Linked DNA regions of Homo sapiens: region 2 is linked to region 1. Evidence: read pairs that join two places in POLR2A ChIA-PET (ENCODE). Cell type or tissue: A673. All regions are shown on one strand.

What was found. Peaks named below come from ENCODE experiments on the same cell type or tissue, not always from the same donor. Only the 100,000 strongest peaks of a DNase experiment are listed, where the experiment ranks them.
Region 2: POLR2A ChIA-PET joins it to region 1 with 8 read pairs; 4 of 35 experiments call an interaction of 5 or more read pairs at or near these places.

The regions. Positions count from the first base shown.
Region 1 is chr18:3,842,855-3,847,854 of GRCh38, reverse strand. The region is part of intron 4 of DLGAP1 (DLG associated protein 1); the gene reads left to right. Among named protein-coding and RNA genes, the nearest start is that of DLGAP1-AS3, 33 kb to the left of the region's middle. In A673, no CTCF peak of the experiment used is centred here; a DNase peak (open chromatin) is centred at 2,494; H3K4me3 peaks cover 3,482 bases; H3K27ac peaks cover 4,895 bases.
Region 2 is chr18:3,719,556-3,724,555 of GRCh38, reverse strand. All of the region lies in intron 7 of DLGAP1 (DLG associated protein 1), which reads left to right. Among named protein-coding and RNA genes, the nearest start is that of DLGAP1-AS6, 69 kb to the right of the region's middle. In A673, no CTCF peak of the experiment used is centred here; DNase peaks (open chromatin) are centred at 2,105, 3,185 and 3,555; H3K4me3 peaks cover 2,079 bases; H3K27ac peaks cover 4,491 bases.

The DNA of each region.
Region 1 (5,000 bases):
AATTCACAAACCTCATTTCATTCTGGGCTTTAGCCCTTTTGGGGCACTTTGTGTAGGCACTTATCACTTACCTGTGTTCTTTCTTGATTGTGAACCCATCTCTCATGTTTAAAACAGGTTTCTTTCATTGGAATACTTCAAAACCCTCATTGTGCAATTCTTTTGGTTTCTTTCTAGGCTTCCTTTATTCTCGTCTGGATCATTTGGTAGGATGTTGCTATAATTACGTTTGGTGATCCTACCTTCCCCTGAATTGCCTGCCCTTTCATGCTCTTGATCAAACACAGCTCTCCCCCTCATCTTATTCTCCTCTGTCTTCCTCTTCCTCCTTCTTTTATTCCTCCCCTTCATCTTTATTCTCTTCTTCCTCTTCTTCCTAGTCCTCCTCTTTTTCCTGGTGCTCTTACTCTTGCAGATTTGGAGATTTGTTTTCTTGCTGAAAATTAGCCATGATAAAACACCGGCACAGGTGGTTCTTGAGATACGTCTGCAGCCTTCTAGTCTTCAAGAGCATCCCACATTTGGGGTCATCCTTTCTCTTCCCCAACCTCTCCCTATCTGCCTTGTGTAGAATGTGTTATATAAAACTCATTCATATAATTATAAACATATGACAACGTTCTTTTGGCAAATTAATAATTTTATAACATCTCTTTTTTTCAGAAACAGGATTTATTTTCTTAGGCCAATGCTATCCTGATACCAAAACAAGAAAAAGATATTACAAGAAAAGAAATTTACTGACCTAGCTTCCTTATAAAATAGACATGCAAGCCCTTTAACAAATTGAATACATCAATATATTTAAAAGATCATATATCATGAGCAAGCAAATGTTATCTTAGGGATGTAAAGTTAATTTAACATTCACAAATCAATGTAATGCATCATGTTAAAATAAATTTTATTGTGATATTATTTACCCATTTAAAGTAGACAATTTAATGGGTTTAATGTGTTCACAATTGTGCAACCATCACCAAGATCTAAGATAAAAATATTTTCTTCACTCCAATAAGGAATCCTGTACCTGTTAGCAATCACTTCCTGGTCCCCCTACCCCAGGTCCAGGGCAACCACTAGTCTACTTTTCTGTCCCTATAGATTCTGCCTTTTCTGGACATTTCATATAAATAGAATATTGTAATATGTGATCTTTTGAGACTGGCCTCTTTCAATTATCATACTATTTTTAAGATTTATCCATGTTATAGCAGGTATCAATATTTCATTTCTTTTCATTCCAAATAATGTTTTATTGTATGGATATACTACACTTTTAATCCTTTCATCAGTTAGTGGATACAAGGGTTGTTTCCACTTTTTGACTATTGTGAATAATGGTGCTGTGAACATTTGTGTACAAGTGTTTGTGTGGACATTTGCTTTCATTTCTCCTGGTATATGCCTAAAAGCGTGATTGCTGGGTCATATGGTGACACTATACTTAACACTTTGAAACAAACCAATCATTTAATTATAATTTTCCTTATCATTTCTTATTAAATGCACCTGTGCTTTTATTAATTCAGTAGAGGAAAGTTTTAGGGTTTGGTTTTGTATGGTGACGAAGAAAGGAAAGGTGTAAGTCTTTGCTCTACTGAAATTGTATTGTCCTTGTCTATTGATAACCTAAAAGTGATCTTGCTGATGTGGTTGCAGATTGCACTCAGTAAAGCTGGATTTTAGTAAATGCTGCCCACTTAAAACTTATAAAGTGAAATACTTGGAAGAGGACGCTGCAACAGTTCCTTTGCCCCATCCCGAAATGAGACACACACACACACACACACACACACACACACACACACCACACTTTCAATAAGATTTTCTGGGATGTTTCTCTATGGAAGTCAATTTTTTAAAAAATGAAAAGTGTTTGCCAAGAGGTTTCTACAACACGTTTAATTCTTTTGAAGAAAATGAATGAATTGTTGAGAAGTATTACTTAATTTTTCTCTAAAAGAGAATTTGATATCTCAAGGATGGAAATCTATTGTTATTTTACTCCTTAAAATCTCTCTGTTTGTTAGCTGACTGAATGTTCTATCCAATTTGTGCATGTGCACACTTCAACATTGTAAAAGGCATCTGTCTTTCCATCACTAGTCAGACAATCAGGCATGCTTCTTTTAGCAAGCTGCAAGGATCGTTCCCTGATGGGGACTTCCATTTGACAGAATATACGTTACCCCCTATATGGGCTGCAAAGTGATCAATAGCCCAGAATTTACTGAGATAATGAAAGATAGCAATATGATTTTGCTGGGACAGTGAGCATGCCAGACTCTGTAAGTACAACTGCTATGCAAAATTGCACAGGCTGAAAAATCTGCACTAAGTATTCACTTAAGTGTTATTCTTCAGCTATAGGGTTTTATTTCATTAAGTATCTTTATATGAATGAAAATGTAAAGTTGCAAATCTTGAGTTGTGAGCCATGACCAACCACTCTCCCCCCACCCCCAAGTCCTGTGTTTACTGCCTCACTCAACCACTTAGAATCGGCAAATCATAGAGAGAAGCTAAATGCTCTCAGCTGCACTATACCAAATCAAAGCTGAGATGAATAATGAACTTAATTTTCCATAAAGACATTCTGTTTGGCATTCCAGCTAATAAGGTAAGCTAATAGCAATTCTGGGCTATGGAAAGGAAAATAAATCGTTTCTTTGTGCTTGATTTCTGTGCTAATCTATCATCTTTCTTTTAACATACTGGAGTTAATTTCATGTTTCATGATGTCTGTGAACTGGGGATGAACAATTTTATAAAGAGTAGCCCCAACATACCCTTTTCCTCTGATTTGGTTGCTTATGGTACTTGCAGGGCTAAGGGAGAAATCCAGCTTTTTAATAAGAATGAAATGTGTATATTAATATTTTTATCATCTATAGTATGGAGTGAATTTAGTTAAACAGCAGAATATTTAGATGCAGCAAAGACAGGCTAAATTACTTAAGCACTGATTGTTGAATATATTTACTATGATATAGTGTAAATTGATGTTGAATTTGCTCTAAGCTGCAAAGAAAAGCAGAATACGTACATCATGTTGATTTCTGAATCATTTCATTTCTAAGTACATGTTATTCTAGAGAAGGTAGTAATTTTCAATTGCTAAAATTATTCCACAGCTTCAGTTTAGGTGAGTTTTATTTTGTAAAATTGGATTTTTAAAATAACAGCGTGCTGGTAATGTGAATTTTTGTTATTACTTTTTTGATTCACCATGGCGGCAATGATTTTGGTTCATGTGGAAAATGTACTTGTCCACTAAGTTTATGGAATTAGAAACCATCAGCTCTCTCTGAGACTTCTATTGCTACCTTGGTTACTCTATCTCAAAAACAAGAAGTGATGAGGCACTTACTAGGATGGCTTCACTTTTTTGTGATATAGCTTTTTGGTGTTTAATACGGGGATTTTGATTTTCATCAGATGGTAGCAGAAATTCCTGAAACTAGCAAAGGCTTAGCAAGCTGGGGAAGAAATTATCATATTTTTCTTTTCTAGCAAAATGACAAAAATGGAAATTATAACTAAGATTTATGTTTTCAGACATTCGGGCTTGCTGCCATGTCACCTGAAAAATCAGAGACTTTAGGTTCACAAAGTAGGTGACCTCAAAAGATATTTCAGAAGGTCTATTCAAAAACAGCCAAAGCATGTGGGAAATATTGGAGAAATAGAAAATGTTCCTCCTATTCCTACTGTCTCATCTTTGTATTCTGTTTTTATGCACGGGAGACGAGCTGTGGGCACAGGTGTTTTTGTTTCATGGAAGCCTTTAAACACCACAATCAGACTTTTATAGATAAAGAAGAACATTTATTTCATTCCTTGAAATTGTTCACATTTCATATGTCTTTCCTAGAAGTATAAACAGGATGCTGAGAGCTTGAGCACAAGTATTTAGCTACCACATATAACTTACTTCCACCCAAAATATCGTCGATGGTTCACCTAAAATTTTTAGGCATTTCTCTTGAAATGCCTGTAATTTACTAAGTCATCAAGAAGTAGGAATGTGGAATGGAATTTCAGTCTATCACAGTTAATTTTTAACAACAATAAGACAGACATATGTTACCTATTTATACTTAAATGTTTGATTTCATGGCTATTCTGTCTTTGTAAAACTATATTGGAGGCTCAAACGTGGTGCATTGTTTTGGATTTGAAAGGTGTTCATTTTGTTTTCTTCTTTTCTTCCTTTCTCTCTCACCCCTCATCGCTCCAGAGCATGCTGGGCTGCCCCGTGCACTGTTATGCTTATTTAATTCTGCTATTTTTCTCATTTCATGTCTCCCCAATATTACTAATTCAGAACCTATAGATTGATCTATGTTCAATTTAAAGCTGGCAGAAACAAACTAGGAAACAAATTTTTGTAACCACCGCAATGTTGTCTTCTATTTCCTGCCATTTGTACAATAAGAAGATTTTTATACCAGCAGAGCTTTTTATCCGCAATTGCTACATAAAACCAACTTGAGGGTGAAAATGTGCAAGGCTCTTTGGCCAGCATCAGCTTCATGATCTTTTGTCTGTAGTGGTCAACCCATGCATGCTGGGAGATAAGATGCAAAGTTGTTAGCCCTTGAAGGTATTTTTAGCAATGCCAAATGCAAGGCATGTGTTATTTACAAACTCACATATTAGCTCTGTGTTAGTTAATTAATAGAGAATATCTAGAGAAAGAAGCACCCCCACCTTCCCTATATACACACACACATCAAAGGCCACAGAGCAGGTACCAGCTGAGGACAGTGGTGACTGAGGCAGCAGCATCAGTACAGATGGCCCACAGTCATAAGAAGTTCTTGGCACCATTGCAAAAAGGCCTGACAGAAGGCAGCAAACAGATTTGTTCCCAAATACACGTGAAGCTCATCCTTGTGGACAATCAGAATTAACTGGGCGAGGAACAAAGATGAGAGAGAACTAAAGTATCACTGGACTTGGTTATTACTGTTAATATGACCTCATCTATTCTC
Region 2 (5,000 bases), 120 kb after region 1:
GCCAGGCTGGTCTCAAACTCCTGGGCTCCAGTGATCCACCCGCCTTGGCCTCCCAAAGTTCTGAGATTACAGGCATGAGCCACCACACCCAACAGATTCTCTGGTCTTTTAAGAAAATTCTTCACTTTGAAATTCCAAAGAAGCTTTGTGTAGCAATAATACAAGTTTTATAAAGAGTAAATAGGTTCATTTGCCACACTGTTACTCTTAAAGTTTGGCCTGTGTGCTATATTTTGCTCTGTTGCCCAGGCTGCAGTGCAGTGGTGTGATTATGGCTCACTGCAGCCTTAACCTCCCAGACCCAAGTGATCCTCTCACCTCAACCTCTAGAGTAGCTGGGACCACAGGCACATGCCACTGTGCCCGGCTAATTTTTAAAAAACAATTTGTAGAGGTAGAGACGAAGACTTGCTATGTTGCTCAGGCTGGTCTCAAACTCCAGAGTTCAAGTGATCCTCCCACCTCAACATCCCAAAGTGCTAGGATTACAGGTGTGAGCCACTATGCCCCACCAATACTCTAATTCTCTTATTAGAGGAATTTATTAAACAATGATGGAGTTGAACTGTTCTCCTCTCCTTCACATAGTTCAGGAAGGGGAGTAAGAACCTAGGGTACAGTGTCCCCCATGGGAAAGCAGTGCTTACCCTCTTGGATGTAGCTTGGGACCACAGTAACAGAAGTATTTACAGTTTGATTTTTGTAACAGGAGAAATCATATTTTCCTCTAAGTTGAGACACATTCTTCCATCTTCCTACCTTACACCCTCCCCCATTCCTGGCAGCTCTGAAACACTTGCTCAAGCCTTGCTTAATATAGCAAAAGCAGCTAATCTGTTGATCATCTGAGGTCAGAACTAACATTCAGAAAGTTCTCCTAAGGGTTTGGGTCTTCATTCCAAGTCAGTCATCCTACCCAGGAGACCACACCTCACCCACCTTCATGCACTCCACACTCCAATCCCACACACCTTGCTCCCCACTCCCCCCCCACACAAACCCTAAACCCTAAGCAGAATGACATTAAGATAATAATTTGTAATTGCAATACACACAGCAGGCATTCAAAAATGGAAGAAGAAAGGAAAAGCTGCAGAAAAATCTTTAAGTACTCCACAAACTGCACAAGCCACAGACGATTGAATAATCAAGCTGACTTTCCTAGGGAAAATAGCATTGCTATTAAAACAAGCTGAGTCATCAAATATTAGCAGTTATAAACAAACTTCTACATCATCCAGTCTAGTGGTCTGCAAACATACCCTATGGACCAAGTCCAACCTGCTGCCTGTTTTTGTAAATTAACTGTCATCAGGCATAACTCACACCCATTTGTTTACCTGCTATCTGTAAACAGAAGTTTCAGCGAATAGTTCCCTCTTTTAAAAGCAGAGTTGAATAGTTCCTGCAGAGTAGTCTCTGCAGGAATGTTTTGGCCCACAAAGCCAAATACATTTATGATGTGGCCCTTTACAGAGAAAGTCTGCTGCACCTATCTAATTCATCAAACCCATTCAAAGGTAAGGAAACTAAGGCCCAAAGTGGTGAACCTCCAACAGGAGGCAAAGTCAGAATAAGAAGCTCAGGTCTCTCAGTAAACAGCCCTTTGTTCCTTCGGTGCCCGGCTCTACAAATTATTTATTGCTTGAGTATGAAGTTAATCTGAACTTCAGTTTCTTCATGTATAAAATGAGATTACAATGCTGATCCTCTTCCCAGCATTAATGACCATTTTTGGAGAATTCTTAGAGTTCGGGGAAAGCTCAGTTCTTTCTGCCAAGCACCAAGTTAATTAATAGATCCTTGTTATAAAGCAGGGAGGCAAAGGTTCAGAAGTCAAAGGGACAGATATCAATCAGAAGCTTTCTGAACAAAGCACCTTTCTTTTCTATTCAAGATAAAATCAAATAATAAATATTCAGATATTGCCTGGACTGGTTCCTTGTCCCTCTGCTAATGAGTTTTCCTTCTTTGAATCTCTCCAAGTGGAACTGGAGACATCGCGTACTTCCACCCTTGCAGGCTCAGACGAAAGAAAAAAGAGCAAGATTTATGACACAACCTACTCCTTTTGTGAGGCAACTTATCCTTGTCTGCTGTTACATTGAAGGAAACTGACAGTGATGATTTGCAGGAGACTTTTGGTTATAACTTCTCCTTTCTTCTGTGGGGCACTCGAGGTAGGATTCCTCTATAATATTAGGAAGTCATAAAAATGCAAAAGTCCTATCAGGCACAGAGCAAGATTTAAAATCTGAAGAATACCATGTGCTTCCATCTCCTGCAGTTGTTTTGAAGTACATAAATCACCTCTTGGGAACGGAGTGCCAACCTTGAGGGGCTATGCCTCACAGACAGCCAACAAGCAAGTCCACCTTTGCCCACATTCGGGGTTATTGCATGGCAAACAGTGAAGGGGCTTCCAGGGTTTTCTGGCACACTGGCCTTAAAGGCTGTTGTAAGGTTCACATGAGATCATTCACAAGGAAGCATTATGCAAATTACAAATTAGAATGCCCTACTTTGGCTTTGATTTTAAATCTCTCAATGTGGCTTAGTTTAATAATAATGATAATAGCTAACCTTTAAGCACTTATTATTTGACAAGCATACAAACAGCTGCATACATTGTCTAATGTAACCGTAATGAATACTCTATGACTTGCACATGATATTATCATTTAAATCAAACAGAGAAAAAAAAATGTAAGACTTAGAGAGGTTACACAACTTGACCAGGCCACACAGCTAGTAAGTGAAATTCTCTCTGTAATCACCAATAAATGCCTTGGAAACTATGGTATAATCTGAAATAATTTAATACAAATCCATTTATAGAATAAAAGGCCTAGGAGCTTTTTTCTTTCATTCTTTCCTCTCGCAAATATGCATTTAGCTTCCTGCCATATTTGAAATCTGTATTTTCTATATCAGTTTCTAAAAAATTCTCTTTTTTAAAGAAACATTTGTTCACATATTATTGACATGGCCTCTCATGTTGGTTTGTCTGTGAAATATCTGTTTAAAGAAAAAGATGAAAAAAACTAGACTGAAATTAAATTTTTTTAAAAGCCTATGAAAAGAAAATACTCTCTGGGTTTAAAATTTCCTGTTACACTTAGTCGTTTTCACATTATGCGGATTTGGAAGATCAAATATCCAATCCCCTGATCTAGTCATGGTGTTGTCAGACAGCACTAAATGGAGAAAATAATTTTTGCCAACTCATGCGTAAATTAAGCAGGTGGCAAATTCTGTTTTGAGGCTGATGAAGTGGTCAGATGTCTGTGCCCTTGGGTTAAGTAAAAAAATACTAAACTAATGTAATTCTGATCTGACTGGTCTCTTGCTTGAACTGTAGAGCAAAGATGTGAACAATAGCAACTCAGTTACAAAGGTCAATCAGAAAACACAAACTAGAAAAACAGGCTCTCTCAATGTGAATCTTTATCATTCACTTTTGTCTTTATGATACCTCCACAGACACCTTTTTTTTTCTGGAGGCAGAGTCTCACTCTGCCACTCAGGCTAGAGTACAGTGGTGCAATCCCAGCTCACTGCAGCCTCAACATCCTGTGCTCGAGCAATCCAGTAATCCTCTCAACTCAGCCCCCAGTATAGCTGAGATTATACCAGGCCCAGCTAATTTTTTTTTTTTTTTTTTTTTGTAGAGACAAGGTCTTAGTATGTTGCCCAGGCTGATCTCAAACTCCTGGGCTAAACCAGTCCTCCTGCCTCAGCCTCCCAAAGTGCTAGGATTATAGGTATAAGCCACTGTGCCTGGCCCATAAGCACTTTTATGATGGAAGAAACTGCCATTTAAAAAAGCCTTCATAATCCAGAGTTGTCTGATCCAGTTCATATTAAATGTTAACAAATATAGCAAACTAATAGCGGTTGGAAATTGTCCATGTAATTAACACTGGCAGTTGGACAATGCTGCAAAGCCACTTTAAGAGCAACATTATTCAGCTCCAGGTGGTAAATCCAAGACCTGAAGTTTTGCATTTCTGTCTACACCTACTGCCACTGACTTTCTGTCAAGTTTTCAGGGCAAAACTTTCCTGCTGCCAAGTGTCCTTGATTAAAAATAGAGAAGACCAAAATGAATAGTACCATGATTTTACTATAACGGCATTTGAAACAGTCTCACATTTATTTTAATGACAAATCAATGATCATGTAACTATCAACATTTTGAAAGCTTTCTTTGCCATCTGCTGGTGTCCTACTGACATGCAATTTCCACCAACATACAAGAGAATTTTTATTTTGTTTTACCTTTTTCTTCCAATTATCAATATTACTGAGAATACTAATTCTAATTCTATAACTTCTAATTAAACTTATGGAAGAAGATAACTAGTCTAAGTTATCTCTAATATATGACAAACTGTCAAAGTTTAATTAGCTTTTATCCCTAGAATATTCTGTGGTTTCAAAAGGGTACATAATATTATTACACTTGACATTGGTTAACCAGTTTCATGCTGTAGAGATGTATGTCTGACAAGAAGTATCAGATCTAATCAAGACGGAAGTTCATCCTGAATTTCTGGATAAGACTGCCATCCTGTCTCTCTTCAAATCCAACCTTAAATGTCTTTTTCACCTAACTTTCTTATTCCATTACATATTTGTCCCATAATGAAATTTTAAAATTTATGAAAATTGGTGAGTCCATCTCATCCACTATGTTGCTTTTGAAAACCTTTCTCTTTTCTAAAATGTTGATTATGGCCAGAGAATCACAATGATACTTTGATGTTTGCTTTTATCATTTTCAAGAAACTTCTTTCAATTGTCTTTTATTTTTATCTTGTTAATTAGAAACAATTATAGATTTATAGGAAATTACAAAGATAGTACATAGAGGTCCCTGTACCCCTCACACAGTTTCCCCAACAGTTACATCTCAACAATATCAAAACCAAGACATTGACATTGTTACAATGTGCATGAATAGTTCTTTCTTTCTTTTTTTTTTTTTTTTTTTTTTG